6 separate regions of the Homo sapiens genome follow, and regions 2, 3, 4, 5 and 6 are each linked to region 1. A link is a contact called in ENCODE Hi-C or POLR2A ChIA-PET data. All regions are on one chromosome and are shown on one strand. Each heading gives the region's core, a stretch centred on a gene start or an enhancer-like site at or near the end of the contact. The rest is flanking DNA. Distances are from core to core; before and after follow the strand shown.

The links. A loop is a pair of places that touch in the nucleus more often than their neighbours do. ChIA-PET counts read pairs that join two places held with the same protein, here RNA polymerase II (POLR2A). Pooled maps may share reads with other maps.
Region 2: a pooled map shows a loop between it and region 1 (13-fold over the local background). The contact joins the promoter of BCDIN3D-AS1 here to the promoter of TROAP in region 1. A Hi-C loop is called at or near these places in 1 of 37 single-sample maps with no recorded cell type and 7 of 50 pooled maps. POLR2A ChIA-PET finds 5 or more read pairs at or near these places in 3 of 52 experiments (AG04450, B cell and HEK293).
Region 3: a pooled map shows a loop between it and region 1 (4-fold over the local background). The contact joins the promoter of DRC2 here to the promoter of TROAP in region 1. A Hi-C loop is called at or near these places in 1 of 50 pooled maps. POLR2A ChIA-PET finds 5 or more read pairs at or near these places in 4 of 52 experiments (WTC11, endothelial cell of umbilical vein, naive thymus-derived CD4-positive, alpha-beta T cell and 1 more).
Region 4: a pooled map shows a loop between it and region 1 (8-fold over the local background). The contact joins the promoter of FKBP11 here to the promoter of TROAP in region 1. A Hi-C loop is called at or near these places in 5 of 50 pooled maps. POLR2A ChIA-PET finds 5 or more read pairs at or near these places in 2 of 52 experiments (naive thymus-derived CD4-positive, alpha-beta T cell and naive thymus-derived CD8-positive, alpha-beta T cell).
Region 5: a loop to region 1 is called in a pooled map, with 7 times the contacts of the local background. The contact joins the promoter of ARF3 here to the promoter of TROAP in region 1. A Hi-C loop is called at or near these places in 1 of 37 single-sample maps with no recorded cell type and 5 of 50 pooled maps. POLR2A ChIA-PET finds 5 or more read pairs at or near these places in 3 of 52 experiments (GM10248, H1 and T-cell).
Region 6: a pooled map shows a loop between it and region 1 (4-fold over the local background). The contact joins the enhancer-like site here to the promoter of TROAP in region 1. A Hi-C loop is called at or near these places in 3 of 50 pooled maps. POLR2A ChIA-PET finds 5 or more read pairs at or near these places in 3 of 52 experiments (GM12878, HEK293T and naive thymus-derived CD8-positive, alpha-beta T cell).

What each region holds. Positions count from the first base shown.
Region 1 is chr12:49,321,534-49,324,504 of GRCh38, forward strand. TROAP (trophinin associated protein) reads left to right here and starts at 1,722. Exons shown (of 15, transcript NM_005480.4): 1 at 1,722-1,816; 2 at 2,071-2,219; 3 at 2,312-2,504. The coding sequence starts at 2,076. It overlaps TROAP-AS1 (TROAP and PRPH antisense RNA 1), which reads right to left. Exons shown (of 8, transcript NR_120449.1): 1 at 2,959-2,971; 2 at 2,614-2,806. RefSeq lists enhancers at 435-654, 1,796-1,945.
Region 2 is chr12:49,827,082-49,830,052 of GRCh38, forward strand. BCDIN3D-AS1 (BCDIN3D antisense RNA 1) reads left to right here and starts at 1,462. Exons shown (of 3, transcript NR_027501.1): 1 at 1,462-1,663; 2 at 1,854-2,002. NCKAP5L (NCK associated protein 5 like) reads right to left here and starts at 1,332. Exons shown (of 13, transcript NM_001037806.4): 1 at 1,241-1,332. RefSeq lists enhancers at 741-790, 1,206-1,784, 1,785-2,363 and a silencer at 1,051-1,460.
Region 3 is chr12:48,902,593-48,905,563 of GRCh38, forward strand. It overlaps DRC2 (dynein regulatory complex subunit 2), which reads left to right and starts at 1,541. Exons shown (of 8, transcript NM_033124.5): 1 at 1,541-1,876; 2 at 2,354-2,521. The coding sequence starts at 1,745. It also overlaps the pseudogene RPL32P27. RefSeq lists a silencer at 1,498-1,547.
Region 4 is chr12:48,923,980-48,926,950 of GRCh38, forward strand. It overlaps FKBP11 (FKBP prolyl isomerase 11), which reads right to left and starts at 1,513. Exons shown (of 6, transcript NM_016594.3): 1 at 1,321-1,513; 2 at 1,067-1,132; 3 at 582-669; 4 at 244-277. The coding sequence starts at 1,449. RefSeq lists enhancers at 459-518, 1,779-1,878.
Region 5 is chr12:48,955,951-48,958,921 of GRCh38, forward strand. It overlaps ARF3 (ARF GTPase 3), which reads right to left and starts at 1,537. Exons shown (of 5, transcript NM_001659.3): 1 at 1,360-1,537. RefSeq lists enhancers at 1-729, 785-864.
Region 6 is chr12:49,661,710-49,664,680 of GRCh38, forward strand. FMNL3 (formin like 3) reads right to left here. Exons shown (of 26, transcript NM_175736.5): 5 at 257-340. Among named protein-coding and RNA genes, the nearest start is that of PRPF40B, 40 kb to the left of the region's middle. RefSeq lists enhancers at 1,179-2,117, 1,691-1,850. Within about 2 kb of position 1,447, at least 32 of the 41 ENCODE cell types and tissues checked have a DNase peak (open chromatin) inside an H3K27ac peak, as active enhancers do; they include GM12878, where a contact is called at or near this core.

The sequences.
Region 1 (2,971 bases), core at 472-2,971:
CCCAACCTCAGGTGATCCCCCTGCCTTGGCCTCCCAGAGTGCTGGGATTACAGGCGTGAGCCACCGCGCACAGCCTGAAAGTAGATGAATTTTAAAGATGCATACAATTAGTAAAGATACCTTACGTATCTTTAAATTTTTTTTTATAGAAACAGGATCTTGCTACACTGTCTAGGCTGGTCTGGAACTCCTGGCCTCAAGCGATCCACCTGGGCCATCCAAAGTGCTGGGAAAGACGCCTGTAACCCCAGGCTAGACAACGTAGCCAGATCTTGTCTCTACAAAAAAACACAAAAATTAGCTGGTGGCAGGCACCTGTAGTCCCAGCTACTTGAGAGGCTGAGGTTCCCACCTCAGGAGGCCGAGGCTGCGGTGAGCTGAGATCGCACCACTGCACTCCAGCCTGGGCGACAGAGTGAGACCCTGTCCCAAAAATGCATAAATAGTAAAACTAGTGAGAGTGAATGAGAGATGGGATATGTAAAGGGAGTGGGAGGAGTTAAGGAGTAACTCCTCGGTTTCTGGCTTGTGTAAGAATAACTTCTGTGATTGGTGGGGAAAATCCACCAGAGTTCTGTTAAGTGTTGTTCATTTCCTGTCCCCCGTTAGGGGTTACCCCTTCCATCTTAAGCAGGATATTCTAGGATCTCTCAGTCTCACAGCCTTGCCCACCAATAACCAGCAGGTGAGCCCCCTCTCCCCAGACCTCTAGATCTGCAAAAGGCAACCTGGAGGCAAGGAAATCCCCAGCTGTGAGTAGCCATTCAATTCTGGTGCTGTGGTAACTGAGTTCAAAAACAATGAGTCTTGTTACCTACCCGTAAAATGAAAGACACCTCATCAGACACCTCACTGGATTGTGAGGCTCCAAGGAGCACACATATTGTTAGGCTCAGTTCGATTCCCTCCAGCCCTCTCCGCCCGTTTGAAGGCAGTTCCTTATCCCGGAGACAACGTACAGATGTTCTCTCTTTCCCTCTTTATTTTTTTTAAGACAGGGTCTCTGTTGCCCAGGCTGGAGTGCAGTGGCGCGACCACAGCTCACTACAGCCTCAACCTCCTGGGCTCAACACGATCCTCCTGCCTCAGCCTCCAGAGCGGCTGGGACTACAAGCGCGCACCACTGCACAGGGATTATTATTATTATTTTATTATTTTGTAGAGAAACGGGTGGGAGTGGTCTCGCTATGTTGCCCAGGCTGGTCTCAAACTCAGCTCAAGAGATCCTCCCGCCTCGGCGTCCCAAAGTGTTGGGATTACAGGCGCCTGCCACCGCGCCCGGACGCAGATATTTTCTATGGGCATCTGGAATGGCGTCCCCAAAGCTTGGCGCCGTGCTATGGTCAAGCCGGGTCGGGGGCTCGGGCCAGCCTTCAACACCGTTGGCAGCAATCGGAACGATCAACTGTACCCTCAGTACCGCGACCTCGCCCGGTCCTGCCAATGGCCGGCCCCTAGCCGGTCCTGAGGCCTCGCGAGAGCTCCCGTGGCTACGCCTTCCCCGGCCTCGGAACGGCCCCATCCTTCCTCTTTCCCCGCCTCCCAGCGGCGCTCCACTCTCGGATTGGCTGATTGATCCGAGTCAGTTTTTTTCCTCGCCAGAAAGCGGTTCGACAATTGGTCCTTCTTTTGGCCCCTCCTGCGATGCCCGCGGATTGGACGGCTGAGTCTGGCTACGCGGGCCTCCGCGGGAGCGCGACCGGGCCAATCAAGAGCTTGGCGTATTTTACAAACTGAGAAAGTAGCTCCAGCAGCACCCGAGAGGGTCAGGAGAAAAGCGGAGGAAGCTGGGTAGGCCCTGAGGGGCCTCGGTAAGGTAAGGCACGGGGGTCTTGAAGGGAACGAAGGCTGCTGGGTTCATAGGGAGGAGGGCAGTTTGGGGCCCGAGGGCGAAAGAGTAGGCTCGGGGTGTCTGGAGATAGCACCCATAAGAGCGGTCTTGCAGGCGCCGGGGGCTTGTGGGCGCGTGGATTAGGGCGGAGGTATCAGGGATGGCAGGACAGGTGCCCCGAGAACTGGTTGATCTTTGATCTTAGATTCTGCCTGCCTTCTTCCCCGTCTCAATTGTAGCCATCATGACCACCCGGCAAGCCACGAAGGATCCCCTCCTCCGGGGTGTATCTCCTACCCCTAGCAAGATTCCGGTACGCTCTCAGAAACGCACGCCTTTCCCCACTGTTACATCGTGCGCCGTGGACCAGGAGAACCAAGATCCAAGGGTAAGAGGGGCCTAATGGGGGAAGACAGTAGTCACACCAGTAATGCACCCCAACACTAAACCTCACCTTTTTGTCCCCGCTCCCTCCCCTAGAGATGGGTGCAGAAACCACCGCTCAATATTCAACGCCCCCTCGTTGATTCAGCAGGCCCCAGGCCGAAAGCCAGGCACCAGGCAGAGACATCACAAAGATTGGTGGGGATCAGTCAGCCTCGGAACCCCTTGGAAGAGCTCAGGCCTAGCCCTAGGGGTCAAAATGTGGGGCCTGGGCCCCCTGCCCAGACAGGTACCTGTTGGAGCCATGGTAACACGGCCTCCATGGCTGAGTAGGGGACTAGGAAGGGTAAAAGTGGGGTTTTGGGGTTTTGCACTCACTCCTGCTGTCTCCTACTTACTGTGATAGTCCTGGTCCCAGCTCCTGGAAAGCTCTTTGCTCTTAGAAGATCTCCCTTTCCTCCAGCAAAATGTCATCTCGCCAGGTGCCATGGCTTGTACCTGTAATCACAGCTACTCAGGAGGCTGAAGCAGGAGGATCACTGGAGGCCAGGAGTTGGAGACCAGCCTGGATGACAGAGGGAGATCCCATCTCTTTAAAAAATAAATAAATAAATAAATAATAAATATCACTTCTTCTGAAGCCTTTTCCAGTTCCCCATGTCACAATCAGTTGCTCTGTGTTCTCCTAATACTTTGCAGCACTTCTTTTATAACATGTATATACCTTGGCTTGAGTCTGTTACCTGTCTATAGTTT
Region 2 (2,971 bases), core at 212-2,711, 510 kb after region 1:
CTCAGAGAGCCAGATGGCGTAATGTCTGCAAGGGAGGGTCTGCAACAAGGCAAATGGGCTATGTTCATTTTCCCCGAAAGTACTGACCACAAAACGGTAAGGCATTGACACTCTTTCTACTGCTCCCCAGGCCACCCCTGCCCGGGCCACTTCCTCTGGCTGACCATTGTGCTTAAGAAGGAGGACCCATGACAGACGCGGAGAAGTGGGAGGGAGGGATTGCCTCTACAGCCAGAGAACTCCTTAGCCCAAGACCCCCAGCTCCTCAGCAAGGCAGGCCTTTAAGAAGTAGCAGCTGGACAGACTAAGTGGACTCAGCTGATCCAGCCCTGGGATGCCTGGAAAACCAGGCCTGTGGGAGGTGAGGGCCCTCTGTGCCCTTGGGGCCGTGCCAGGACTGGAGATAACGCGGGACCTTGGGCCCAGGACAGGGAGAGGGGAGCTAGGATCCGGGCAGCCGCTTTCTTAGTTGGGCTAAGCCAGGGAAGCGTCGGGCACAGATGAATTCTCTGCATTCTTCTGGCACCGCAGCCAGCACCCAGAGGGCCTTTTCTGCAGACGCTGCCCTGTCCCTGCTCCCTGCCCAACCAACCCTTCTCCCTCCCTTAGCTTCTCTTCAGCGTGCAGCCCACCAGGTCCTTCCTCCTTCCCGCAGCCCCTCAAAGCCTTTGAAGGGGCTGTTCTCTAGGAGACCCGGTCTTTCCGCCTCTCCCCGCCTTCCCCAGGCCCTACCGCCCCAGGCCACGGGGAATGGGAAGGAGTGCGAAAGGGAGCCCCAGGCTCGTCTCCGCGCCTGCGCTTTGGGGAGAGAGCCCCTCCCCCCGCAATAACCCGGCACCGCTAAGCGGCACCCGGACGGTGGGATGCGGGTTGGGTGGGGTGAGCAGCTGGGGCAAGGTCAGTGCTTTCAAAGAGGGAGGGGAGCCCGGCCCCCGGAACATCCCCCACTCCCGAAAGTTTCCCTTCCGGGGCCACGGAGTGTGCGCGAGGATGGCGCGGGGGGCGGGAGGGGGTGGGGTGGGGGTGCACAGAGTCGCAGCCGGACCCCCGAGGAGGGTGCGGCTGGAGGGAGGGACGGAGGGGCGGGCAGCAGGGTTTGGGCAGGAAGCCGCGACGCCCTCTCCGACTCTGTACTGCCACGAGAGCCTTACCCTCCACACCCCACTCCCCCCGGCCCGGAGCTACAGATCGCCCCCCCGCACTCGCCGCCCTTTCAATCCCAAGTAGACCCAGAACTCACCGAAATCAGGTGTTGAGCTGGGCCAGGGCAGGCCGGATCCGCCAGGTCCATGGCCGCGGCTTGGGGGCGGGGGGCAGAGAAAGGGGGGTGCCGGAGCCGCCTCCTGATGTCAAGGCTTTAAAGGGGCCGGGGAGCCCCGCCCCTGGCCCTGACCCCGCCTCCCTCCTCCCTAGCAGCCAATCCACGTTCAGCCTGGATGCGCGCCCCTCCCAGCCCCCTCCAGATGTTCCCAGGACGCGAGCTAAGTCTGCCCGGCCGGCGCGCGCCGCTTCCGCTTTGGTGGGAAGGACCTCCCTTCCCCCTTATAGAAACACTTTCTCCAGGCCGGGCCGGGCTTGGTAAACCTCAGCCGTGCCTGGGTAGAGGACGCCGGGCTGGGCCGAGCGGGGGTGGAATGAGGGCGTCTAGAACAGAGAAAACTAAGTAGGTGCGCGCGGGCCCACAGGCATGCGCGTTTGCTTCTGTGGGGCTGGGCGTGCACGTGTATGTGTGGTTGTGAGCGTCGGTGTTTGTAATTTGCTTTTCTGCATACGTGTTGGGTGTAAATCCATGGGGGAAAGGCTTGAGTGCCTCTTTGGCCTTAAATGCTCCCGCCTCTCTCTTCCTTCTCCAGGATGGGGTCGTCCCCCCAGTAATCTGGAAAACAGTTACAGCAACAGGCTCCTCTCATCAGACGGCAGTGCTGGTCGTTTCCTCACTGGTTTGCGGGGAAGGCTGGGCAGAAAAAGGATGCAACCTTGTTCTCAACCACTTGCTATCTCGGTGAGGATGAGGAAAAGCAAACAGCCCATCCAGGCCCCTGCAGAGCCTCAGAGCTTCAATATCATTCCCATTAGTCCTTAATTAAACACCTATTTGCCCTTGCCTAAATACCGTATAACCCTCACAGCCTGCATTGTAGTGACTGCCCCAGAAATGTAGGTTCTCACCTGGGTTCTGCAGGGAAATACGAAGGAATCCCTAGGTACAGTCTCCGCCTACTTCATTAAAATTTCTTTTGTTGCGAGTATACAAAGGATGCAGCTTAGAGTATCATATTAGTCCAATAAAGGAACATAAAAAGTAAGGCAAGTTAGGGTGCTCAGATTGGCTAGGATTAAGAGTTCTTTTCTGAAGGAGGTTTATTTAAATACGGAATTTGAAGGGCAGAGAGAGCTTGAGTAGGGTCCAGGCAGGGTAAAGGCCACAAGGAGATTCAGATAGGAAAGAGCAAATTATCTGCGTGGGACCGTGAGCAGATCACCGTGGTACGTTGGGAAGTGGGAGAAATTAATGGAGGAGGTTTCTTATGGAGGAGAGCAGAATAAGGATATGGATGTGACAAGACATAAGATAAAGAAGTCATTTTGGGTTCTTGAGCATAGAGGTAGTTTGATGAAAAGAGTGCCCAAGGACAGCTATTACTGGAACCTAAAAGATGTCTTGATGGGTACCCCCACCAGCTTTCTCATTTTTTTGCTTAAAAAATATTTTATTCTTTTCTTTTCTCTGAGATGGAGTCTCACTCTGTCCCAGGTTGGACGGAGTGCAGTGGCACAATCTCTGCTCACTGCAACCTCCACCTCCTGATTTCAGGTGATTCTCCTGCCTCAGCCTCCCAAGTAGCTGGTATTATAAGAGTGCACCACCACACCTGGCTAATTTTTGTATTTTTAGTAGAGACGGAGGCTTCACCATGTTGGCCAGGCTGGTCTCGAACTCCTGACCTCAGGTGATTTGCCCACCTCGGCC
Region 3 (2,971 bases), core at 291-2,790, 420 kb before region 1:
CTGCACTCCAGCCTGGGTGACAGAGTGAGACTCCAGTCTTAAAAAAAAAAAAAGGGTTTGTTTGTTTTGTTTTTGTTGTTGTTTCTTTTTGATACAGGGCTGCTCTGTCACCCAACTGGAGTGCAGTGGCTTGACTATGGCTTGACCTCTGGGGCTCAGGTGATCTTCTCACCTCAGCCTCCTGGGGTAGCTGGGACAACAGGTACGCACCACCACGCCCAGCTAACTTCTTTTGTATTTTTTGTGGAGAAGGGGTTTCGCCACATTGCTCAAGCTAGTCTCGATCTCTTGGGCTAAAACGATCCTCCCGCCTCGGCCTCCCAAAGTGCTGGGATTACAGGTGTGAGGCACAGCGCCCAGCCTGCATATTCTTTTTGAGGTTCATCCACATTGTAGCTGGTATCCATAGTTTGTTCTGAATAATATTCCATTGTATGGACATAGCATATTTTGTCTACTCATTCACATGTTAATGGACATTTAGGTTGTCTCCAATTTTTCCAACTGGGCTATTATGAGTGAGACAGATAAGAAAATTCCTGTGCAAGTTTTTGTGTGTATACATGCTTTCATTTCTCTTAGGCAGATCCCTAAGAGTGAAATTATTGGGTCACATGGTAAATTTATGTTTAACATTTTAAAAAATTGCCAAACTGTTTTCCAAAGTGGCTACACCATTTTACATTTCTACCACCAATATATGAGGGTTCTCGTTTCTCCACATTCTCTCCAACACTTATCTTTTTAAAAAAGGTTTTTGTTGTTGTTGTTGTTTGCAGTTTTTACAGTTTTATTTAAACAGAAAACATACACATGAGCTGTCTACTCATTTTCTTTGCTGCGCAGCCTGGGATTGGGGTTGGTGACTCTGACGGCCAGCTGGGCAGCTCTTTTCCACGATGGCTTTGCGGTTCTTGGAGGAAACATTGTGAGCGATCTCAGCACAGTAAGATTTGTTGCACAACAGCAGCACTTCCAGCTCCTTGACGTGTGGACCAGGAATTTCCGGAAGCCACTGGGCAGCATGTGCTTTGTTTTCTTGTTGCTCCCATAATCAATGTTGGGCATCAAGATCTAACCCTTGAACCTTCCACGAACCCTGTTGTCAATACCTCTGGGTTTCCGCCGGTTACGCTTAATTTTGACATATCGGTCAGACTGGTGCCGGATAAACTTCTTGGTTCTCTTTTTGACGATCTTGGGCTTCCCAAGGGTTCTGAGGACGGTTTATAAAAGTGCACTGAGGGGAGGCTGAGACAGGAGAATTGCTTGAACCCGGGAGGCGGAGGTTGCAGTGAGCCGAGATCGTGCCCATCCTAGGCGACAGAGAGAGACTCTATGTCAAAAATAAATAAATAAATAAATAAATAAATAAATAAATAAATAAATAAAATGCACTGAGGAGACAGATTTTTGAGAGTTAAAAGGACCCTCTCAAAAACCGACCGCGGTCCTCCACTGGGTAGGGGGCGCTCCAAGACAGGGACTCTTCTAGCCTGTTGCCTCTCCATGTTAGCGATATCCTCGTTGCTAGGAGACTAGACGCGTCTTACAGTGGGAGAGCTCAGCCTCACTGATAGCCGGGGATCTCTCCTGTTCGAGGGCTGAGATCTCCGGTCCCACAACCGCCCACAACCAGGGGCACTTCTGGAAGTCCCCTTTCTAGGGACATTTTTCTTCTAAGCTCTGTAACGCGGGCCGAGGCAGACCGAGGCTTCTTTCCCGGATCCAATCCCCTGCCCCCATGCCTAAGAAAGAAAAAATGGCCAAGACGCCCCTGTCCGATGAGAAGCAGCTGCTTCTGTTTCAGCAGAAGTTGCTGGCAGAGGAGGAGATGGCCAAAAAGAAGGAGAGGCTCCTCAGCCAGTTCTTGAAGGTGATGGCCTTTTGCATTATGTCCTGCTCAACCCCATCCACCCCCTGCCCTGGCCCTGTCACTGAGGAAACCTCATTTTCATCCTGACCTCCCCTCCTCCGGAAATCCTGAGACCCAGATATACTTAGATTTCAGGCAACATTGTTTGGGAGGCGGGGGTGTTCTCTGCGAAGCACGGAGGGGGTGCGTGGTATACGGCTTGGCAATCTTTACTGAATCCCAGAACTGGGACCGTAGGTCCTGTCAGCTGTTCCAGCTGTCTGGAATGCTGATATTCTCCCTGGAGATAGGTCATTACAAACAACATCCTACTCTGATGCTCCCACCCTGAAGGAAATTCACCCTTGCCCTCCCTAAATGCCATCAGGCCGTTCCCATCGAAAAGGGGTAAGGTGTCAGCTGATAAATTAAGAGTGATCTTGTTTGTTGTACTGAAAGGCCCTGACTTCCTGGAGGTATATTTATTCCTTCACACAGGACAAGCTGGCCAAGGAGGAACACAACAGTGCTCTGAACCTTAATAAGATTAACACACAGTGGAGAACTGTCCTTCGGGAAGTCAAGACCAGAGAACTTCATAAGGACATTGAGATCCTCAGCCAAACATTTGAACGAGTGGTGGACTGTAAGGACAATGTCATCAAGGTAGGCACTCTTTCCAAGGAAACCTTGAGTATGGCTTCCTGACCTCTTAATAGAATGAGCCTAGTGAATCCATCTTAAAGCCCTCACAAGACACAGGCTGTGAGAAAGCCAGGCTATTGGTAATAATGGTTTTCACAGAAATAAAAAATAGAATATTGGGCTTTCATCCCTCTCTCCCTTAGAGGACCCACTCTTCTTGTCATCTATTGCCCAAAACCAGTACTATCCAATAGTAGAGTCATAAGGCACAGTAGACATCACCCAGTGACTTGAAATGAGTCCCACACCTTCATTTCAATGTCAGAAGGCTCAGTTCCAGAGGGGAACTGACTTGCCCAAGGTCACATAGCTAGTCAGTGAGAGAACCAGGACTCCAGCATGTGTTTATTGATTCCCACTGCAGTGCTCCATTCAACTAAATTGTTTGGCCTCTTGATTCAACTTCAGTGG
Region 4 (2,971 bases), core at 263-2,762, 400 kb before region 1:
CACCAAACAGGCTGGCCAGCAAAGGTGTCCATCTCCCCATGTGCCTCAACTCCCCCGACAAAAGCAACAGCGCAAGAGGCACAGAGGCTTTGAATGCCCTCAGAGGTCCCACTGACCTGGACCTGTCCAGTGGGAAGCAGGGTCCTTTATTCCACATTCTCCTGCTTAAGGAGTGAGGATGGCCGAGAAAGCCTCTACCCATGCAAAGGGGGTACCCAGGCCCACCCCTGCCGAGATACTCACCCCACACACATGTCGAGAAGACTCTGCTCCAGACCTTGAAGAAGAAGACACAACTGAACTGGAAGCTATCCACCTTCCCCAAATCCCATGACATGAAGATCAAAGTCTTCCTCCTCCATCCTCAATTGACCTTTCCCTCACTTCTTAAATCTCTGGCTTCCAATAGGATATGGGACAAGTGGAGTACTAGAAGTGAGGTTTGAACCTCAGGAGGTAACTCGTAGAGCCCTAGGGTCTTACTCATTTCAGGGGGGATTTCCAGGGCAGCTTTGGAGCCGAAGAGGCTAAGAAAGGGCTTAGGTTGGGAAGAGGTGGAATGGGAGGCACAGGTCACATACCTGGAATCACCTGCTTTTGGCCAAGTTCTATAACCAGAGGGTCTCTGGTCAGGGAGGTGTCAATAATACGTCCATCTACCAAGCTTCCCTGGGGGGAGAGAGCATCAAGAGCATACATCTAGCACCCTCTCCCTCCCAGCAGGCGCGCAACACACACCTGGACCGCTGGGCGGCGGCAGCCCCCTTAGTGCGGCAGCCTAGCGTTCCCCTTACCGCTGTAAGGAACAGGAAGCCCCAGAAGGCTGGCGCTTCTCGGAGATCTCTCCACCCTGCACTTCTCCGTGCCAGGTAGGAACTGGCAGAAAAGCAAGGAGGGAAAAGAGGCACGGAAGAGCAACGTCTCTCCCCTCGCCACGTGCTCGACGACCCCAGAGCCCCGAGTTTCTTCTCCCGAACCGCTTGCCACGTGTCCAAGCCAAAGCTGACGTGTTTCAGCAGGGCGCCGCCCCCTCCCAGGCCCCGCCCCGGCCCCCCAGACCCCTCACCGTGTAGTGTATGTGAAGCGTGTCTCCAAAAGCAGCGGGCTCGGCACATGGTTCTGGGGGCTCCACCTACGATCGGACTACAGGGGTCACGGATGCTCTTCCAAAGATCCCGTTCTCGCCCCTAGACCCGGCACCACCCCCAACTCAGTTCCCGCACTTCCTCTCCTCCCGGCTCCCAGGTTCGCTGAGACCCCAGTATTACCACCCAACAAGGCTCGGCCCACGGGGGCTGAGGGTCGGGACTATCTCCTCACCAGGGTCTCCACTTGGAGGGTCCGGACGGGACTTTCGGTTTCGAGCCCAGCCTCAGCCCGGCACACCGCCGCACTGAGCAGCAGCAGCAGCAGCAGATGGAGCGGGAGGAGTGAGGGGCGCAGGGTCATGACTGGGCGCGGGGCAGGGAGCCGGGGCACCAGGACAGGCTGTTCGGGTGGCGGCAGCCAGGACAGCGTTCCCGCGGCGCCCAGGCCAGACTGGACGGGACGGGGCGGGTCGCGATGCTAGAGCTCCTCCTCCTGCAGCCCTTCCTCCACCTTGTCCCCACCTCCGAAAGGGAGGAGGCCGAGGGGCGCCCTCTGTACCCTCCAAGATCCGGAGGGCGCAGGTTCTGACGCATCCGTTAGACGTTCTGTCCTATAACGTGGGTCGGGCCAAACAATAGCACCCATTTACGATTACCTACTGTGTGTCAGGAGCTAGTCTCTAATCCTCAAAACCACCCTGAAAGGTCGGCATGATTGTTTCCATTTTACAGATAAGGCACAGGGTGCTCAGGATGTGCCCAAGGTCATCAGGCTAGGTGGTGACAGAGACAGGATTCAAACCCAGGACTGCCTGAGTCCAACGTGGTTGCTGTCTGTTCTTCCAAGTCGTCTCCTTGTGGCTATCCTGGCAGTGTCTGGCTGGCAGACCCCACCCAGGCAGTTCTCATTCCTCTCCGACCTCCAGCTACTTCAGCTTGAATTTCTGGAGGTTATAGATCCAAGTATCCGAAATAAGGCAGGGGGCTGTCCTATCCCTGTCCTTTGAAAAGCTAGCTGAAAAGAGCAAGGAGCTGTTATCCTGTAAGAACAGGGTAAATCCCTGATCTTTTCCTCTGGTGCTACTATTTCCTTTCTCCTTTCATCAACAAACTTCTCAAAGGGCAGCACACGTAATCCATTTATGTAAAGACTTCACTTTTTTTTTTTTTTTTTTTTTTGAGATGGAGTCTCGCTCTGTGGCCCAGGCTGGAGTGCAGTGGTGCCATCTCCACTCACTGCAACCTCCGCCTCCCAGGTTCAAGCGATTCTCCTGCCTCAGCCTCCCAAGTAGCTGGGATTACACCCGCCACCACGCCCGGCTAATTTTTGTATTTTTAGTAGATAAGGGGTTTCACCATGTTGGCCAGGCTGGTCTCAAACTCCTGATGTCAGGTGATCCGCCTGCCTCGGTCTCTCAAAGTGCTAGGATTACAGGCGTGAGCCACCAGATTTCTTTTTTTTTTTTTTTTTTTGAGGGGGAGGAGTTTTGCTCCTGTTGCCCAGGCTGGAGTGCAATGGCGCGATCTTGGCTCACCGCAACCTCTGCTCCCGAGTAGCTGGGACTACAGGCATGCGCCACCATGCCCAGCTGATTTTGAATTTTTAGTAAAGACAGGGTTTCTCCATGTCTGTCAGGCTGGTCTCGAATTCCCAACCTCAAGTGATCCACCCACCTCGGCCTTCCAAAGTGCTGGGATTACAGGTATGAGCCACCACGCCCAGCCCACTTTTTAAAAGTTTTTGTTGTTGTTGTTTGTTGAGACGGAGTTTCACTCTTGTCGCCCAGGCTGGAGTGCAATGGCACGATCTTGGCTCACTGCAACCTCCACCTCCCGGGTTCAAGCGATTCTTTTCTCTCAGCCTCCCGAGTAGCTGGGATTAT
Region 5 (2,971 bases), core at 287-2,786, 370 kb before region 1:
AGACATGTTTTTCAAACTCAAGTCCAATGGGCTATGATAATCCACTGTCCCATAACACTGTCCCATGTCCCAAGTCACGGCAAGTGGAAACACCTACCCCAACAACAAGCCCAAGACAAAATAGCAGCAAAGACTGTTACTACCTACCTGATTGAGGACAGGGAAGGAGGTATGCAGCGACTAGATTCTGTCCTGTTGCACTGACCCAAGCAATCAGACTCTTGCAGCAGATCTCCTCCCAATAAAACTTTCATGCCATAGACCAGGGGTGACCCAATCCAACAACAGCAGAGACAGGTTTTAGGTTACATTTCTCCCTCACCGGGACGGCCTTACTATTTCTTCTCACTCCTGACCACATACCACAATCCTCCACCTCCACCACCACATTCCTCCTGGCCTGGAAAGATGGAGACCCGCCTTAATGCAATCAAGACGGGAATTCCCCCAAAATAACAGCTACCACTTTGCTAATCAAGTGGCCCGTTTTAACAGGGAACTCCACCTCCCCAACTCCCGCCCCTTCCCTCAAACGATTCGCGTAAGCAATGGCTCCATTTTCTGTTCCGGGAATCCTGGTACTTCCTAAAGAAAGAAAGCGGATTGGAAGACACAAACTGAGGGCCAGTGACAAGATGCTCCCTCCTCCTGTGAGACCGCCCCCGCTCCGCCTGGGGAGGAAGGCCCCACCTCTCTTCTCCCAGGAAGATCAGATCCCCCTCCTCCTTCTCCTGCCTCCTCTCCACCCTCTCCCCACTTGCTGCCCTCTTCCCAACCTGCGGTTCCCTAGACTCGAAAGCGCAACCTCTACCACAATAGCGCCCATGTGGTGCCCCAGCAGCCTGCCCTGTTGGCTAACCCCCAACCCCCCTACGCACCCCTGCCCTATGATGGGGGAGGGGGTGTAACCACAGCAAGGCTTCTCTCCCGTCTCCTATTGCTAAGGTGGGGGAGGGAGAGGGAGTAGAAGAAAGCAGCATTCCCTAGCCCTTTAACAGAAAAGATACAAACAGCCATCACCGCCCCCTCATCACCTCTCCTCGGACGGTTTTCCTCTCCCTCAACAGCACACCTCCTGCAGGCGACAACCTAACTGCAGCCCAGGTCGCCCCCTTGAGCGAGGCGGAGGACAAATCCGTGTGCGCCCCCCACCCCCACCCCAGCTCTGCGTCCTTCAAATGCGGGGGCAGGCGTGAAGCTGGCCCGACGCACCCTCTCTGAGCTCTCGGGTGGGAAGAATCCCACCGCCCCACGCCAAGCAGTGCCGGGCGGGGCCCGGGAGGCGCTCTATCTCCTCAGCCCTCACCCTGACCGAGCCTCTTCTCTACCGGGACCCGCCTTCCCTTCCCAGCCTCTCACCTGTTCCTGCTATCAGCTGCGCCGCTGCGGCCGCCGCCTCTGCCCCGCAGGTTCCGCTCCGCTCCCTCTGGCTCCCCAAGCCGACTTCAGCCCGGCTGCTGCCCTGGCCCACTCCCCGGCTCCCTCCTTCCTTCCCTCCACCTAGCACCGGAAGCCGCGACGGCGACTGGAGCTGTGCGGCGTACCCCCACCCCCAGCCCGGGATACTTCCCACCTCCCCGATCGCGCGATAGCTGCGCGGTAGCTAGCGGCAGTTCTCGCGAGACCCATCACCATGGCAGCGGCTGCAGCACCGGCGGCCGGGCGCTGGAGCTGGAGTCAGGGCGGGGGCAGGTGTGGGGGCTGTGGGCGGCGGAGGCGGGAGCCGTGAATGGGGATGAGACAGTGAGGACTGAGGTGACAATCCCAAGCTCCAGGGTTGTGCCTGGAATTTAAGGACTGAGGCGGCAAGTTGGCTGCGTAGGAGACGGGCTGGGCTGCGGGGCCCAGGGGCTCCTTGGGCAAAGCCAGCATCGGGATATGGGTGAACAGTCGTTGCTGTGGCATGCCTTACCCAGCCAGACTTCATCTTTATTTCTTAATCTGGGCTAGCTGCCATCCCCTGAAAGCCCTCACCGCACCATTGTTGTTGCTCACTATTCCTGAGACTAGATTACTGTGGGGTCTGAATCAAGAGATCCTTTCCCATAAGGAAGAGGAAGGAGAGTGATGAACTTAAGAGGCTAAAGGAAAACAGCTGGACTCTGAGCCAGTTAAGTTGGAACTTGAAAGACGGAGAGTGGAAACCTAATATTCAGAAGTGTGGTTTGAGGAAGTGTGCCTAGATGAGTAGGGATTTTAGTATCCCAAGGAAAGGTGAAGGACTTTGCACCCATATTTCTTGCTTCCTACCCACTCCTACTTCCCTCACACTCCGTTTTGCACCTGGTCTAGACATGCAGAACTGCCTTGAAACAAAAATAGCTGTGATAGAAGGGCACTAGTAATGCTAAGAACAGAAGGTTCCTTTTTTTTTTTTTTTTTTTGAGACAAGAGTCTCACTCTGTCGCCCAGGCTGGAGTGCAATGGCACCATCTTGGCTCACTGCAACCTCTGCCTCCCGGGTTCAAGCGATTCTCCTGCCTCAGCCTCCTGAGTAGCTGGGATTACAGGCGTGAGCCACCGCGCCCGGCCAATAGAAGGTTCTCTAAGTGCCCTCTCTCCTCATTTACAGCAGTATAAGGGAATGAACACATGGCTCTTCCCTAAGGCTTGAGCCCAAATTGTTGCTCTTATGAATTTATTGCCTTGGTTGATTTTGTTTGTTTGTTTCCTTGCTTCCAAGAAGAACTAAGCTGGGGCCAGGCCCTGTGTTCACACTTGTAATCCCAGCACTTTGGCAGGCTGAAGTGGGCAGATCACTTAAGGTCAGGAGTTTGAGACCATCCTGGCCAATATGGTGAAACCCTGTCTCTACCAGAAAATACAAAAATTAGCCGGGCATGGTGGCACATACCTGTAATCCCAGCTACTTGAACTGAGGCCAGAGAATCGCTTGAACCTGGGAGGCGGAAGTTGCAGTGAGCCAAGATCGTACCACTGCACTCCAGCCTGGGCGACAGAGTAAGACTTT
Region 6 (2,971 bases), core at 197-2,696, 340 kb after region 1:
CTCCCTTTCCATCTCTCTGTCCTGTTCTCCAAAATGCATCTTATCTTCTACTCCAGCCAAGTGCCATTCTTCACTGATCCCCAGACATCTCCGGGCTTGCCTGCCTACTTCCACACCACTGCTTGGGCTACTCCTTCCTGTCCAGGATTCCCATTTCCATCTTCATTGTTGAACTCTCACCCTTCCTTATCAAAGTAGAATGGAACTATGTCCTCCCCCAACTGGTCCCCAACTTCAGCCCCGGGGTGGTACTCACATGACAGAACACTGGGCAAAGGACAGGTAATCCACCAGTACATCCAGGCCTTTGTTTTCATCATTCAGAAATTCCCGCACCCACCTGCAGATAAAGGAAACACAGTGGAAGGGGTCTGCTAAAAGTGGGTCAAGGATGAGGGGGGTGACATGCCTCTGACCCAACACCTCCTCCTCCTGGAACCCAGCACCAGGCTAAGAAAATTCTGAAGATCAAAACCCATGACAGACCCATCCACGGTCATGGACTTCCCCTAGGCAGGGAAGTCAGGGATGGGGAAAGTTCAGGCCCTTCTAATGCCACTTGCTTTATCGTGAAGGTGCTTCAGACAAACAAGCTCTCAGGTACTCCCTCCTTAAGGGCCAGACCCTGGCTCAATTATTTTCTGCATCCCTCCACATGTCCTTGCTCAGTGTTTGTTGGAAGAATTTAGGAAGCATCAAGAGCATTTACTACAGGCCCGTGTGCAGAGTTGTGCTTGACCGAAGCCAGCAAGTCTCCAACTTGACTGAAGCCTCAGTCAAGACCCCAGCAGGAAGGGTCAAGGAGAGCTCTGGAACAGAGGCATCCTGGGGCAAAGCACTCTCTACTAAGTTTAAGGAGAGGAGTTTTAGAAAGCAGTGAGCAGAGATGTATAGAAGTTCTGTATTTAGTCATGTTGAGTTTGGCAGAACCAGAAAAAGCATGGGAGATGAACAGGAACTCAAGGAACTCCAGGATGTCTATGACCACTCAGAGTCAACCTGAGTACGTGGGTCCCCCTCAGCCAGGAAGGTAGACAACAAAGCACCTAAGGACCATATCCCAGGGCATTATTTTCCCTTCTGCTTTCAGTTCTTTTGGGCTGAGATATTCCTGGAATGAAAGTCAAGGGCAAATCTAGGGAACTGTTATATGACAGGTTCATTCCATAGCAGAAACATAAAACGCTCAGGATGAAACCCTAATCTAGAGTGCTCTACTCCTTCAGAATTTCTGGGGGTCTTTATAGGAAAGCTCCTCCCAAACTGCCCTGCGGGGCCTTTCTCCCCAACAGCTGGAAAACCAGTGCCATGTTGGCCAGCCACACCCCAAACTACAGAGAGACTCTGGAGCTACAACACCAGGCCCAGCTGAGATTAGGCAGCAGGCTCTGGCTGAAGCTGACTGACACCGGAGCTGCCTGAAGTTAGCTTCCTCTCTGGGGGCCAACAGGCCTCCCGTTTCCTGTCTGTCTGCTCTCCAGCTCCCCACCCCCTTCTCATTTCCTGTCTGAGTCTATACTGCTATTTCGGGATCTTGACACTTTGAGGAGAGGTTAAAGGGTGCTTAGGCAAGGCACAGAAACCAATACAAACCAGGGAAAGAGGAGCTGGAGAGGCTCTGGAATCCCACTTCCCAGCCTATCCCTCTCCAGAACCTGAGTTCCCATCTGCTGCTCCTGCACACCCAACTTCTGCAAGCCCTGGGGCTGATCAGGCTGTGACCAAAGCAGGATCCTCCTCTCCCCACCTTGCCCTGGGTTCCTGCCACCCTGAAGCACCCACAATCTGACAAACTCTTCCTGCCCAGAAATCCAGGAAGGATCTTGGTCCTTCCACATAACTCTACCCAGAGAAGCCGCAGTTCAGATGGCAGGCATGCCTAAAATGCCAGGCACTGAGCTATTCCCTGGGAACAAAGGACCAGGTCCAGGACCTCTAACTTGTGTGCCAACTGCCAAGAGGCCCCAGGCCTGGGAACCACGCTGCTTTGGACATAGCTCCTGGCCAGCAGCCAGAGGGGCAGGCACCAGGTAGAGGGGGCAGGCAGCAGGGACTATCATAAACTGCTCTGTGGCCTTCTCCCAATAAAAGCACACCCCTATCCTCAGATGACTACAGCAAGACTTAATCAAGAAAACAAGGCTAGGTACTAGTGGCTCCACTTTGGGATCCTCAAGGAGGATCACTTGAGCCTAGGAGTTCAAGACCAGCCTAGGCAACTATCTCTACTAAATTTTTTTTTTTAAGTGGCCAGGCAGGCCAGGCACGGTGGCTCACATCTGTAATCCCAGCACTTTGAAAGGCCAAGACAGGCAGATCACTTGAGCCCATGAGTTTGAGACCGCCTGACCAACATGGTGAAACCTCATCTCTACTAAAAATACAAAAATTAGCTGGGCGTGGTGGTACACGCCTGTAGTCCCAGCTATTCGGAAGGCAGAGGCAGAATGGCTTGAGCCTGGGAGGCAGAGGTTGCAGTGAGCCAAGATGGCGCCTGGGCGACAGAGCTAGACTCCATCTCAAAATATAAATAAATAAATAAAATAAAATGGCCAGGCATGGGTGTGTGCCTGTGCTCCCAGCTACTTGGGAGGCTGGGATAGGAGGATCACTTGAGCCCTGGAAGTTGAGGCTGCAGTGAGTCATGATCATGTCACTGTACTTTATCCTGGGCAACAGAGCAAGACCCTGTCTTAAAAAACAAATAAACAAAAAGAAGACAGAAGGGCTGAGAGGGACAGAAGGGACCTATGGAGGAATGCGGAGTGGTAGGGGGCTCAGGGTGGCAGGTAGCACTCAGGGTTGCCATCGGTGTCCTTCTTGCCCTCACACACAGGGGTACTAAGCAGCCCCTGCCACTTTGTCCTTCAGTCAGTGAAGTCAGTGAAGGACTGACCAAACAAAGGAAGAGGCTTGGCCACACCTTTCTCAGCAGCTTGACTTTCAATGTCTGATTCACAGATGAGGTACA